Linked DNA regions of Homo sapiens: regions 1, 2 and 3 are each linked to region 4. A link is a contact called in ENCODE Hi-C or POLR2A ChIA-PET data. All regions are on one chromosome and are shown on one strand. The core of a region is the stretch at or near the end of the contact, and the rest is flanking DNA. Distances in the headings are between cores, read along the strand shown.

Region 1 (3,001 bases), core at 403-2,902, 340 kb before region 4:
ATCATTTAAGAATCTGGTAGTATTAACACAGGAACAGAAAACCAAATACTGCATGTTCTCACTAGCAAGTGGGAGATAAATGATGAGAACACATGGACACAGAGAGGAACAACAGACACTGGGGCCTACTGAAGGGTGGAGGATGGGAGGAGGGAGAGGATCAGAAAAAATAACTAATGGGTTGTAGGCTTAATACCTGGATGACGAAACAATCTGTACAACAAACCCCCATGACACAGTTTACCTATATAACAAACCTGCCCACGCACCCCTGAACTTAAAAGCTTAAAAAGAAAAACAAAAAAAAAAACCCAACACCCCCTGCCCCCAAAAGAATCTAGTAGTAGTTTTTTTTGTTGTTGTTTTTTTTAAAGGAAATAGTAATGATACTCAAAGAAGGAAGTGAATCAGTAGTATGGGTACACTAGTCAAGCACAGAGTATCAAATCTTTCTCATTTGGAGGGGTTTTTTGACACCAGAAAGTTTTGGTCCAAACATAGCACAGCTAGGTTACCCAGAATATTCATGATGGCCAAGACATTTTAAAGCTATACTTTTTTGAAAAGTGTATCTTTTAATCTAAAATGTAGAGCAGTTTCAACATTTTGACTACTTCATTACACTAAAACCCCTAAGGGTTTTGCTATTTAATCTAGAGCCCAGGTAGTAAATTCTTCAAAAGAACAATCTGCCAATGCAACCACACACACAAATGATGATAATCTGGGAGTAGGAAAAGCCTACTTTCTATACTGTGTTCTACAAAAACATTTTGGTTTTACTTGTAATGTAAAATTCTTCCAAGACAAAAAATACTTCAGAACTTTCTATAAAGTCTCAGGAATCATTATATATATATATAGTGTACACACACACACATAATAGGCAGTGAGAGAGCAGTAATCTAAGTGTTCTGTAGTTTTCCTAGCCTTTTATAGATAGCTATCAATTTTAAAGCTTTATTTCCATCACAAAGTAACTGGCAGTTACAAGAATAAAGCTAAAGCTAAGTTAAACATTAAACAAAATTAACTGCCCTTAGGGATGTTCTAGAGTTCAGAATCTCTCAACCATTACTCCTCCCTGCAACACAGGTGGTCCTTACTCCTCTCTAACTGATTTAATGTGTCACAAAGCTGAGCGTTTTGTTTGATCTTACCTTTATGAATTATATATGAATAACAATATTTTAGTTTCTAGAGTTGAGCAAACTTGATGAAAGAGGTAAACCTATACATTCCTTAGACAACAGATCCCTTTGCCTACAATAGAGGCTCCTCAAAATGGTATGAAGAGCAAGCTGATGTTAATATTCAAAAGCCTAAATGATTCTAAAATGACATTGAAAGTATACAACCACTTTTCTAAATTTTTCCATCCAAAATTAAAATAAAGGAAATTCCTTTGAAATAGTGCTATTTTTTTTTTCTTCTTTTAAACAGATGGTCATTCTTACTCACCAATTTCCTTCCGTATTTCAAAGGAAACCACAGAATATTATGTTTGGAAGAAATAATCCAGCACACAACTTAAGAATGCTAACAACTTCACATTTAGGGAAAAAATATTTTTGAACTATGACCAAACCCTTGTAGAACTGCTAACCTGGAATCCAACCAGAAAACACATTACTCAAAACCACTTACCTTAAGAAAATTCTTGACTCGCTCAGGATCGTAGCAGTTGCTTTCTCTACAGATTCTTTCTACTTCTTTGATTTGCCCAGTCTTGCAAGCTGCCTGAATATATTTAAAGTGCACATCTGGGTCCTGGCTAAAGTTAACAATGGATCCCAGAAAATAAAAGAGACCTTAAAGAAACAAGTAATTACAATTAAGCATAGGCACACTTTTGAGAATGACTGAAAAACATTTATGTAATTAAAAAACTGTTATATTGAATACTCCCAAATATAAGTTGGTTGCTTAAAAAGCGCGATAAAAATACTAACTATTCCATTAATCAGATCAGTAAAATGGATTGCACTTTAATCCTGAAGAATAGACAATTCAACCCAATGTTTCCTTTTTTTCTTTTTTATTGAGGCAGGTCTCTGTCACCCAGGCTGGAGTGCAGTGGCACGATCATAGCTCACTGCAGCCTCAAACTCCTGGGCTCAAGCAATCCTCCCACCTCAACCTCCTAAGTAGCTAGAACTACAGATGCATGCCACCATGCCAGGCTAATTTTTAAGAAAATTTTTGTAGAGATGGTGTCTTGCTATGCTAGCCAGGCTGGTCTTGAATTTGTGGCCCCAAGCACTTGGCCTCCCAAAGCACTGGGATTATTAAAGGCATACACCATTGTGCCCCTATATGGGAAATTTTAAATGAAGACCCCAATACCTGGTGTTTTTCAATATGCAATTTATAGGAAACATACAAAATAATTTGGGAAGAATTTAGTGCAGTATTGTCCAGAAGAACTTTCTGCAATGATGAAAATCTTATCTTTGCCTTCCAATATAATAGCCACTAAACACATGTGGCTATTAAGCACTTGAAATGTGGCTAGAGTGACTGAATAACTAAATATTAAATTTTATTTCACTTTAATAACTTTCAATGTAAATAGCTACTATATGTGGCTAGTGACTGTACTAAACAGTGTAAATTTAGTGCACAGTTAACATTTTGAAACTGGGAAAATTAAGAAAAAATTAAGAAAACTACTAGACTCTCTTACCCCTTCTCAATAGAGTACTACTAGTACAGAGAGGAGAGAAAGGCAGTTGGGGACCAGAAGTTAGACACCCAACAGTGATTACGTTAGTACCCTGTATAGCAGTGGTTCTCAACTGAGGTGATTTTCCTCACAGGTGACACTGGCAATGTCTGAAGACATTTTTGGTTGTCACAACTGGTGGAGCTGACGCTACTGGAATCTAGTGGGTAGAAACCAGGAATGCTGCTGAATATTCTACTAAATATTCTACATGTACAGGAACACCCCTCTACAATGATTATCCAGCCCTAAATGTCTATAGTACTAAGGTTAAGA
Region 2 (3,210 bases), core at 449-2,948, 450 kb before region 4:
TGTTTCACCATCTTGGCCAGGCTGGTCTAGAGCTCCTGACTTTGTGATCCGTCCCCCTCAGCCTCCCAAAGTGCTGGGATTACAGGCCTGAGCCAACGCGCCAAGCCCAAAACTATTTTCTACTCCAATGTGCAAAGCAACCTAACAAGAAAAACCTTAAATATTTATTCTTTTTTTCCCTGCTAATGACTGGACTGCATTAACCTCGTATTTTCATTTGAAAATCATCTTGTTTCAATGATAATTGCTTTGTCATCAAAACAAATAATTTTTTTAAATTTAGTTTGATGACTGACAGCATGGCTAAAACATAAACAATTTCAAACTTCATTATTGTATATTTTTTCCTGTGAGGAATAACTAGCTTCCACATTTTTTAGAATGTTTTTCTTATTTTGTTACAAAAGTGTAAGCCGAATAAAAGAAATTTTTAGGAGGTCGAGTTTAAAAGTTTTCACTAAATTAATTAATTAACTAATTAATTAATTATTTTTGAGACAAAGTTCACTCTGTCACCCAGGCTGGAGTGTAGTGGCACGATCTCGGCTCACTGCATCCTCTGCCTCCCTGGTTCAAGCAATTCTCTTGCCTCAGCCTCCTGAGTAGCAGGATTACAGGCACCTGCCACCATGCCCCACTAATTTTTGTATTTTTAGTAGAGATGGGGTTTCACCATGTTGGCCAAGCTGGTCTCAAACTCCTGACCTCAGGTGATCCACCCGCCTCAGCCTCCCAAAATGCTGGGATTACAGTCGTGAGCCATTGTGCCCAGCCTAAATTTATTTTTTAGATAAGTAAGTCTAGCTAAAGGTGACAAGGCTAAATACAGAAATGCGCATGTAAAAAGAAATGCACTTGGGAATGTATGTTGAGAAGACAAGTTTCCCACTGGCCATTCATTTAACAGCTTGCATCACATTGCAACTATCTTTCCTTGTTGATAATATGGGAATGAGTTAAAGAAATAGAAGAAATTAAAAGGGAGAAAGATTAAAGTCTGCGAGTGAGGTGGCAAAAGAGTTCAAAATAAAGTAAATGCTTCTAGAGAAAGCAAGTAAAAGGGGGCACGAAGAATTCCACTATAAATCATGCTAAGTGTGCTTAGACATCACAACTCCAGAATTACTCTAAGTGCTACCTTTTCTTGATGAACAAAGTGCAAGTAAGTGACCTTTGGTACCGACACCTAACTGTGCGAATAGTCAAAATATCCTGTAACAGAATCCATCAAGACCACTTAAAATTGCTTAATTTTGATGGTACTTTGTGATAAAATCATGAGCCAACTGTGAAAGACTATCTACCAGGCCCGCCTTTTCAAAAACTAAACATTATTGGGTGTGGTTGGTTGATTATGAAAAGAGAAACTACACTAATTCTTGGTAGTTTTGACAACGCCTTTAATGATAAAGAAGTGTGTTTAACATGTGTCTCTCATGTTCACTATGGTAAAGTTGATCAGTTTAACTCTTTGCAAACAAGCAAGAGATCCTGCAAGCAGGAAGCTTTTCTGTGGAACTCCTGACGCAACACAAACCATAACAGTTACTGCAAAGCTTAATGCAAACCCTCTAGAGTCCACGCTGACAAATTCTTTAACAAGCCCTGTGGTTACAGGGAAGCTGGTTTCACTGTGACTCACTCCTGCTCAAACAGTTTACTGGAAATGAAGGGGAGGGGGAATTTTCAGAGAAGTCATGTGATGGCCAGACAAACCACAACCAGTAAAGGTTCATCAGAGTCAAAAACAGGTCCCAGCAACAACTGACACCCAGAGTCTTCAAATGGTACTAAAGTGTATGAAAATGTGTCCTGTTTAGTTTCAGATCATCTACACCATAAACTCTTTCATGAATCTGTGTATGTAAAGGAAAAACTTCACAGCAGGAAAAACCAGCAGGCATTGACATGGTGTAGGCAACTGCAACCGCACACACTTCATAGGAAAATGTGCTTAAAAGAGAATAGCATTAGTGGAATGCCAAAGCACTTTCGTGAGTATTTAAATAATCTTATCAATTCCTTTCCCATAGTCTTTAAACTCAAATGATCAAACACATATTCTATCATTATCAAAAGAATCCTTCACTTTGACCCTATAGTTTGAAAAGGGATGTTCGCTAGATAAATGTCTATTTTGTTTTACTGCATTAAAAAAAAGGCATTGGCCATAAGAATGAGAACTACCATTACAACTAATAAACTGTTTTTTGGTTTTATATTTTCACTAGTAAAATAATGTAAATAACTCAAAACTTCTGAATAGGACAAAGATCCTATTAAGCTAAAAAATAAGATTTTTTTCAGCCTTAAATTTAATAGAAATTAGTAAGGTAAAAGATACTAGTATTAAAACTTAATTTGGGGATTTAGCTTCAACATACAGAGTAGGTAGCAATTATTGATTATTAATTACATTAATTACTATAGTCCTAAATAGAACCTAAAAATGTTCCCTTAAAAAAAGATTAAATTCAGAAACTATAAAATAGCCTTTGAGGAAATATTCAACCTAAAATGGTCGGCAGACTCATGAACGATACTCAACAGAAAGACAAGCTAATTGATATGAAAATAGAGGAAAAAAACTGATATTCTTTTTTATCTTTTTTTTTTTTTTTTTTGAGATGGAATCTCACTCTGTCACCTAGGCTGGAGTGCAGTGGTGTGATCTCAGCTCACTGCAACCTCTGCCTCTCGGGTTCAAGCGATTCTCGTTCCTCAGCCTCCCAAGTAGCTGGGATTACACATGCCTGCCATCATGCCCAGCTAATTTTTGTATTTTTAGTACAAAAAATTTTGTATTTTTACAAGGTTTCACCATGTTGGTCAGGCTGGTCTTTAGCCCCTGACCTCAAATGATCCACCTGCCTTGGCCTCCCAAAGTGCTGGGATTACAGGCATGAGTCATCATGCCAGGCCCCGATATTCTTTGAAAAGGTGAAGTTTTAAGACTTTTACATTTCTGATTTAATTTTAAATTTCCTATTCTGATAGCAATAATAAGAAGTAGGAAATTTCACATAGTCAGCAACCTAACACTGTGAGAAAGAATCCAAGTAGCAGGTCATTAAAACAGATGACATTTAGGAAAGTAAACTTATTCAAAACATATTCTTGTAAGTAAATATGTACCACAACGTTTCTACTCTATTGTGTAAGCTTTAAATACAAAAATACCACAACCACTCCCGGACTCCTCCATTATTT
Region 3 (3,125 bases), core at 421-2,920, 330 kb after region 4:
AGTAGAAACAGACAAAATTCCTTGCTGTTTTCCTATGCCAGTAGGCAGACATTTTTCTAGTCTGTTCTTTCAATAGGAATTTTAGCATTGGCCAGGCATGGTGGCTCATGCCTGTAATGCCACCACTTTAGGAGGCCAAAGCGGGTGAATCACTTCAGCTCAGGAGTTGAAGACCAGTCTGGGCAACATGGCGAAATCCCATGTCTACTAACAAATTACAAAAATTAGCCAGGTGTGATGGCACAGGCCTGTTGGGAGGCTGAGGTGGGAGGATCATCTGAGCCCTGGGAGGTCAAGGCTGTGGTAAGCCATGATTGCACCACTGTACTCCAGCCTGGGTAACAGAGTGAGACCCTGTCTCAAGAAAACAAACAAAAATTTTAACATTATGCAGGGGGTGGAGTTTTAGTCTCACTTTTAATTCCCTTTCTGTGGGGGGTTCATTTTTCTATCCCAAGGCAGTGTTTAAAAATCCTCACAGGAAGCTCTCCAGGGCAACTGTGGTCCCTGACCCACTAATGAAAGTTCCTTATCTTTCTTTGTTTCTGACACTGTGGATTTCCTTTCTGCCTTTTAATGTGCTTGTTCATTAAAATAATGTTTTACATTTATATTTTATCTTGCTATTTGTAAGGATTTGTAGCAGAAAGATTTTCAGGTTTTCTTGATTGCTATCTTGCTGAAACAAATACTTTTTATAGAATTATTCTTTTAAAAATCAACTGATGTGGCCAGGCACAGTGACCTGTAATCCCAGCACTGTAAGAGGCTAAAGTGGGAGGATCTCTTCTCAAGCCCAGGATTTCAAGACCAGCCTGGGCAACATATTATAGCAAGACCCTGTCCCTCCAAAAAATTTTTAAATTAGCAGGGCATGGTGTCATGTACCTGTGGACCTATCTACTTGGGAGGCTAAGGCGGAAGTATCCCTTGAGCTTAGGAGTTTGAGGCTGCAGTGAGCTATGATCAGGCCACTGCAGCCCAGCCTAGGGTGACAGAGCGAGACCCTGTCTCTCAAAAAATAAAAATAAATACAAATCAACCGACATACACAAAAAAATTAGATGCCCAATTAGAATACAAACTATTATTAGAATTGCCAGAATTTCTAATATTCATACACCATGTGGATTTGTATAACACATTTATATTTATGTTTTAGGCTAGGGAATATAATTATGTCTATAATGAATCAGGATTAAAAGAGTTCCTGTTATCTCTTGTGACTGAAAAAAAAACAGTGTTTGATTTGGAAAAAAGTATTATCAGTATAATAAAATTAATGCTGGTTTCAAATAATAACTTTCAGGTACTATGGAAAGGGCAATTTTAAACTTTGAGAACAGAAATAAAACCACTCTAAATAGCTAAAGAGAATCGAGGTTTGTGCGGTTACTTTTGTCTTTGTTTTGTTAGTGTTTAGTTTGTTGAATTCTTGGCATTCCATGTAAAATTCAATAGGAATCTCAGTTTAGCAGATACGGAGATTTCTGTTTCCTTTTACTTACAGTGGTTTCTTTTCAGAAACATGTTCTCCTTCCTTCCTGCCAGGAATGAGTAGCGACAGTGACATTGAATGTGACACTGAGAATGAGGAGCAGGAAGAGCATACCAGTGTGGGCGGGTTTCACGACTCCTTCATGGTCATGACACAGCCCCCGGATGAAGGTGCAGCACATGATGTCATTTTACACAGATTACTAAAACCACCGCTGCCGCTTCTCTTTCTTCTTCTTCTGCTGCTGCTACTTCTACTTTTTCCGCTCTACTGCTTTTGCTTCTTCTGCTTCTACTTCTTTTTTTTTTTTTTTAATTATTGTCATTTGTGAGACAACATTCTTTGGTTAACTATTATGGTGAGTACTAAAAAAACACAGCCAGTAATATTTGGCTTGGTTGCACCTAATGAGTGCTACTTACTGGGCAGAGACGGGGTCCACAACCTGCTTTTGTATAGTCTGTGACCTGAGAATGGTTTTTACTTTGTAAAGAGTCTTTAAAAACCAAGCAAAAGAAACAAAGAAGAATTTTCTTTGTGGGTTTTTTTTTTCTTTTTTTTTTTTTTTGCCCCGAGATGGAGTCTTGTTCTGTCACCCAGGATGGAGTGCTGTGGCGTGATCTTGGCTCACTGCAACCTCCGCCTCCTGGGTTCAAGCGATTCTCCTGCCTCAGCCTCCTGAGTAGCTGGGATTACAGGTATACACCACCACGCCTGGCTAATGTTTTTGTATTTTTAGTAGAGATGGAGTTTCACCATGTTGGCCAGGCTGGTCTCGAACTCTTGACCTCGTGATCCACCTGCCTTGGCCTCCCAAAGTCCTGGTATTACAGGCGTGAGCCACCGTGCCCAGCCCAAAGAAGAATTTTCAAGAGAGTCCATTTGTGGCCTACAATGCCTAAATATTTACCCTTCATAGGAAATGATTGCCAATCCCTGGGGAGATTTCAGATGTTTGGGTTTTTTTTCCTTTTCTAGCCTACTGTAAGATAACTTTAACCTTTTAAAATAAAAATAACTTAGAAATACATGCAGATTATGAAATAATTTTTATTCCCTCCTACCCCCAAAAAAGTTATTAGGAAAAAAACAAGAGAAACCTACTATTAATATTTTCCCTTGTTTTCTTCTGTCTTATTTGCATTGCATTTCTTCTTCTTTTTTTTTTAGACAGAGTCTTGCTCTGTCTCCCAAGCTGAAGTGCAGTGGCACAATCTCAGCTCACTGCAACTTCTGCCTCCTGGGTTCAAGCAATTCTCCCACCTCAGCCTCCTGAATAGCTGGGACTACAGGCATGTGCCACCACATCCAGCTAGTTTTTGTAATTTTTAGTAGAGACAGGGTTTCACCATGTTGGCCAGCCTGGTCTCGAACTCCTGACCTCAGGTGATCTGCCCACCTTGGCCTCCCAAAGTACTGGGGTTACAGGTGTGAGCTACCATGCCAGCCCTACCTAAATATTTTATAAATAGTTTTTTATTCTGCTTTTTTCACTTAAATATATTTGTATGTTATTTAAAATTTCATAAACTTCATTTTTTATGGCAACCTAATATTCTATCATGTGGATATACCATAAGTATTCTGCTGTCAAGCAGTTTTCTGGAATACAGATTAATCAGTAAAA
Region 4 (3,156 bases), core at 121-2,620:
ATGCTCTGTGAGGCACAGGGAAGCTGACCGCTACCCTTCTTGCCCAATGCTTTGGAACAAGGAAGAACAAGGAAGGAAGGGCAGGGAGGAAAAGACAGCTGTCTCGTTAGCCTTCAGATTCACCAAAGGCAAGGACTCACTCAAGAGCCTCCCAAGTTGCAAGGACAGCAAATCAGCAAGGAGGCCAGAAAGCAAAAACCCCAGCAAAGCTTCGGAGCAGTTCTCTGGGGCCTTTCACAGCGGCGGGACTGGGGGGCGGGCGAGGGTGCAGCTCCGCTCCAAGCGGAGGAAAACAAGACACTCGCTCACCTGGCTTTTTAAACTCTCGCAGCTAAGACTGAAGGCAGAGGTAGCAATCTTCCGGACAAGAAGTCCAGAAGAACAGGTGTCCCCCACCCCCGCACGCCCCCAAGACCGGAGAAAAGCCCACCACTCCGGGAAAGACACCAGAGGAGGTCGGCGGCCAAGCAGGGTGAACTGGAAGTGGCGAAAGGTCGGGGCCGCCCCTAAGCGCCAGCTCCGGGGAGGCGCTCGCGGCAGAGGCTCCCGCGTTCCGTCGGGCAGGACCTCGCGCCCACCCCCTTGGCAAGGACACCGGGGAGGCGCCGAGACGCGGCCAGGGAGGAACTCGGCTGCGGTTACCTCGACCCGGGTCGGGGCAGACGACGCGCTCCGAGAAATTTCGAGGGCGCCCAGTCCCACAGTGGAAGGCCCCCAGGGCGGCGCCCCTGGACCTAAGTGTCCCCAGGACTCTCCGAGGGAAACGCGGCGTCACGAGAGGACGGAGGGCGTCCCCAGCCCCACCCGGACCCCATGGAGTCCGAACCCATGGGGACGACGCGGAGGAGGAAGCGGCGATTCCAGCTCCGCACCCCCGCCCCAAACCTGGCCCCGCAGACTCGCCCAGCCCCTGGCGCGCGTCTCCCGCCCCGGCCGGGGGTCCCGCGCCCTTGGGCTCCCTCCGCGAGCGGCCGCGGGCCCGGCAGTGTTTGTAAACAAACCGGTCACGTGGCCCGGCGGCCGCTCCCCGTCCCCGGCGCCCACGGGGACCCCACGCGGAACCGAGGGCGCCGCACCCCCAACCCCGCGCAGGCCCGGCCGGGGGAGTCCGGAGGCCGGGGCCGGGGACCCAGAGCCCGAGCTGACAGCGCGCCCCACGCCCACGCGCGCCCGGCCCGCGCCGCACTCCGGTGCACTTACCCGGCGACAGGCGGCCCTGTCCGGCCAGCGTGGGGCTTGGCTCCGCTGGGGTGCGCAGCGGCGAAGCGCGGCCCGGCTGGGGCTCGGGCTCCCGGCACGCTCTTAAAGCCACAGTCTCCGCCACCGCCGCGGCCGCCACTCCGCATCCCTCCGGGTCCGGGCCGGGGGCTACCCCGTGATGGACGCGCCCCCGCACCTATCCCCTCGGCTCAGCACATAGCAACACGCCGCGGGTTGGCCGGGCGCAGCCGCAGCCCATCCGCGCAGAGCCAATCATCAGAGGACGGAACTCCGCCCCCCGCTTCCCCGACCGCCCACTCCCCCACCCCTCGGCCCGGCCCAGCCTGGGCTAGGGGAGAGCGGCTGGTTAGGGTCCCGCCCGTCCCGGCAACTTGCCGGAGGGCAGGGACCCAGAGTGCCAAAGCTGGGTGGGCTCTCAGCGCCTAGGAGGAGGCCGTTTATTTGAGTTTGGGGTTTGTCCCCAGGGCAGGGCTGGGATTCCCAGAACCTGGGTTGTATTTTGGGGCGGGGGGATTTGCAGTGCATCTCCCTGGAGGCTCAAGATAGTCATTCCTTTCTTACGTTTTAAACCTCGCCCTAAGCCATAGCCTAAGTTACCAGAAGTGGCCCTCAGGCCCCGGGTAATTGAATTTAAAATGATAGGGGGGAGGGGGGAGGGATAGCATTAGGAGATACACCTAATGCTAAATGACGAGTTAATGGGTGCAGCACACCAACATGGCACATGTATACATATGTAACAAACCTGCACATTGTGCACATGTACCCTAAAACTTAAAGTATAATAATAATAAAATTAAAAGAAAATGATAGTGCTAGTTGCACCCAGCCCACCCATGCCTTGCTCAGAAGCCAGGCATTTCCCCTCTTCTCTCTGCCCTGCTAGTAATTTCGGCGAATTAAAAGTACGAAAGGGGCTTAGTGGAATTGAAGACCGCCCCATTGCTGCTAATTTTCCATGACTTTCAGAGGCAGATGACGGTAATTAGAGTGGGATGGTCCGAGTGACCAGAGGGGAGGAGTCCACGTTCTGGGTCACCGGGGTGGTGCTTTTCAAGGAAGAGCAGGTTAAAAAATAACCTCGTGGCAGTCAGGAAACCAGGGAGGCACCAGGTGGGTGGAGTGGGGCAGTTTCCCAGCAGGAAAACAGGACAGTTTGATAAAGAATGTTGGCACGGACAAGGTGAACAAAGCAGGTCCTGCCTTTCGCTCAAGACACTGGGGTTCCGCAGTTCCTCTGGGAACTCTTCCTCCAAGGAAACTAGTGTTTTACTGTGCAGCCATCAGGATGTGAGGTGCTGCAGGAGGTGCAGCTGACTCTCCGCCTTCCACACACTGGTTTGCACGTACACCCAGAATGCTGGCTCACCTGCATCTCCACCCAGCTGTTTTTAAAATATGCTTGGTCAACCAAATTGTATTCAGTTAATATCTATTGCATGTGAATCCAGTCACCAAGGTTAGTAAAAACAACAAAACACCCCAAATACCTCAGTATTGTGGGGCTGACATATCAGCCTCAGATTTGCAGTTTCAGTGTAAACAAAGGCTATGTCCTGGTTCACAACTGACTAGTTTGGAGAGTCTAAAACGGGGGGGGGGGGGGAATGCTTTCAGATGAGAGGAATCACAAACAAGAACTGTTTAGCATTTAATCCTTAATCTAAGATGTGATGGATTCTTTAGATTAGTAAGAGCTTGCCGTCTCGCCCTGATCTGCTTCTTGAGCAAGTTTCTTTGTCTCTCCAGGCCTAGGTTTCCACAGTTTAAAACAAGGAGGGTTGAAATAGGATGATCTCAAGTCCCTTCCAGCTCTGAAATTCTAAGTAGGGCCAGAAAGTCATGTTTGTTACAACGTTTCCGCAATATTGTGTGAGCGAATATTTGTGTTGCCACATCACCACTTCCTAACAGTAGATGCTGAATTAGTTTAAC

The links. Hi-C counts contacts between places; a loop is a spot of excess contacts on that map. ChIA-PET counts read pairs that join two places held with the same protein, here RNA polymerase II (POLR2A). Pooled maps may share reads with other maps.
Region 1: a loop to region 4 is called in a map of endothelial cell of umbilical vein, with 2.8 times the contacts of the local background. The contact joins the enhancer-like site here to the promoter of YPEL2 in region 4. A Hi-C loop is called at or near these places in 1 of 168 maps with a recorded cell type or tissue (endothelial cell of umbilical vein) and 1 of 50 pooled maps. POLR2A ChIA-PET finds 5 or more read pairs at or near these places in 1 of 52 experiments (activated CD4-positive, alpha-beta T cell).
Region 2: a pooled map shows a loop between it and region 4 (4-fold over the local background). The contact joins the enhancer-like site here to the promoter of YPEL2 in region 4. A Hi-C loop is called at or near these places in 2 of 50 pooled maps. POLR2A ChIA-PET finds 5 or more read pairs at or near these places in 3 of 52 experiments (A549, OCI-LY7 and activated CD4-positive, alpha-beta T cell).
Region 3: a loop to region 4 is called in a pooled map, with 3 times the contacts of the local background. The contact joins the enhancer-like site here to the promoter of YPEL2 in region 4. A Hi-C loop is called at or near these places in 1 of 50 pooled maps. POLR2A ChIA-PET finds 5 or more read pairs at or near these places in 2 of 52 experiments (GM12878 and activated CD8-positive, alpha-beta memory T cell).

Annotation. Positions count from the first base shown.
Region 1 is chr17:59,667,587-59,670,587 of GRCh38, reverse strand. It overlaps CLTC (clathrin heavy chain), which reads right to left. Exons shown (of 32, transcript NM_004859.4): 14 at 1,648-1,811. Among named protein-coding and RNA genes, the nearest start is that of PTRH2, 38 kb to the left of the region's middle. Within about 2 kb of position 1,652, at least 6 of the 41 ENCODE cell types and tissues checked have a DNase peak (open chromatin) inside an H3K27ac peak, as active enhancers do; they include endothelial cell of umbilical vein, where a contact is called at or near this core.
Region 2 is chr17:59,785,104-59,788,313 of GRCh38, reverse strand. All of the region lies in intron 7 of VMP1 (vacuole membrane protein 1), which reads right to left. Among named protein-coding and RNA genes, the nearest start is that of MIR21, 55 kb to the left of the region's middle. RefSeq lists an enhancer at 1,394-1,873. Within about 2 kb of position 1,698, at least 30 of the 41 ENCODE cell types and tissues checked have a DNase peak (open chromatin) inside an H3K27ac peak, as active enhancers do; they include OCI-LY7, where a contact is called at or near this core.
Region 3 is chr17:59,000,141-59,003,265 of GRCh38, reverse strand. TRIM37 (tripartite motif containing 37) reads left to right here. Exons shown (of 24, transcript NM_015294.6): 23 at 1,552-1,668. Among named protein-coding and RNA genes, the nearest start is that of TRIM37, 110 kb to the left of the region's middle. RefSeq lists enhancers at 1,530-1,579, 1,630-1,869, 814-2,013. Within about 2 kb of position 1,670, at least 22 of the 41 ENCODE cell types and tissues checked have a DNase peak (open chromatin) inside an H3K27ac peak, as active enhancers do; they include GM12878, where a contact is called at or near this core.
Region 4 is chr17:59,329,869-59,333,024 of GRCh38, reverse strand. It overlaps YPEL2 (yippee like 2), which reads right to left and starts at 1,370. Exons shown (of 5, transcript NM_001005404.4): 1 at 1,201-1,370. RefSeq lists an enhancer at 313-874 and a silencer at 1,085-1,604.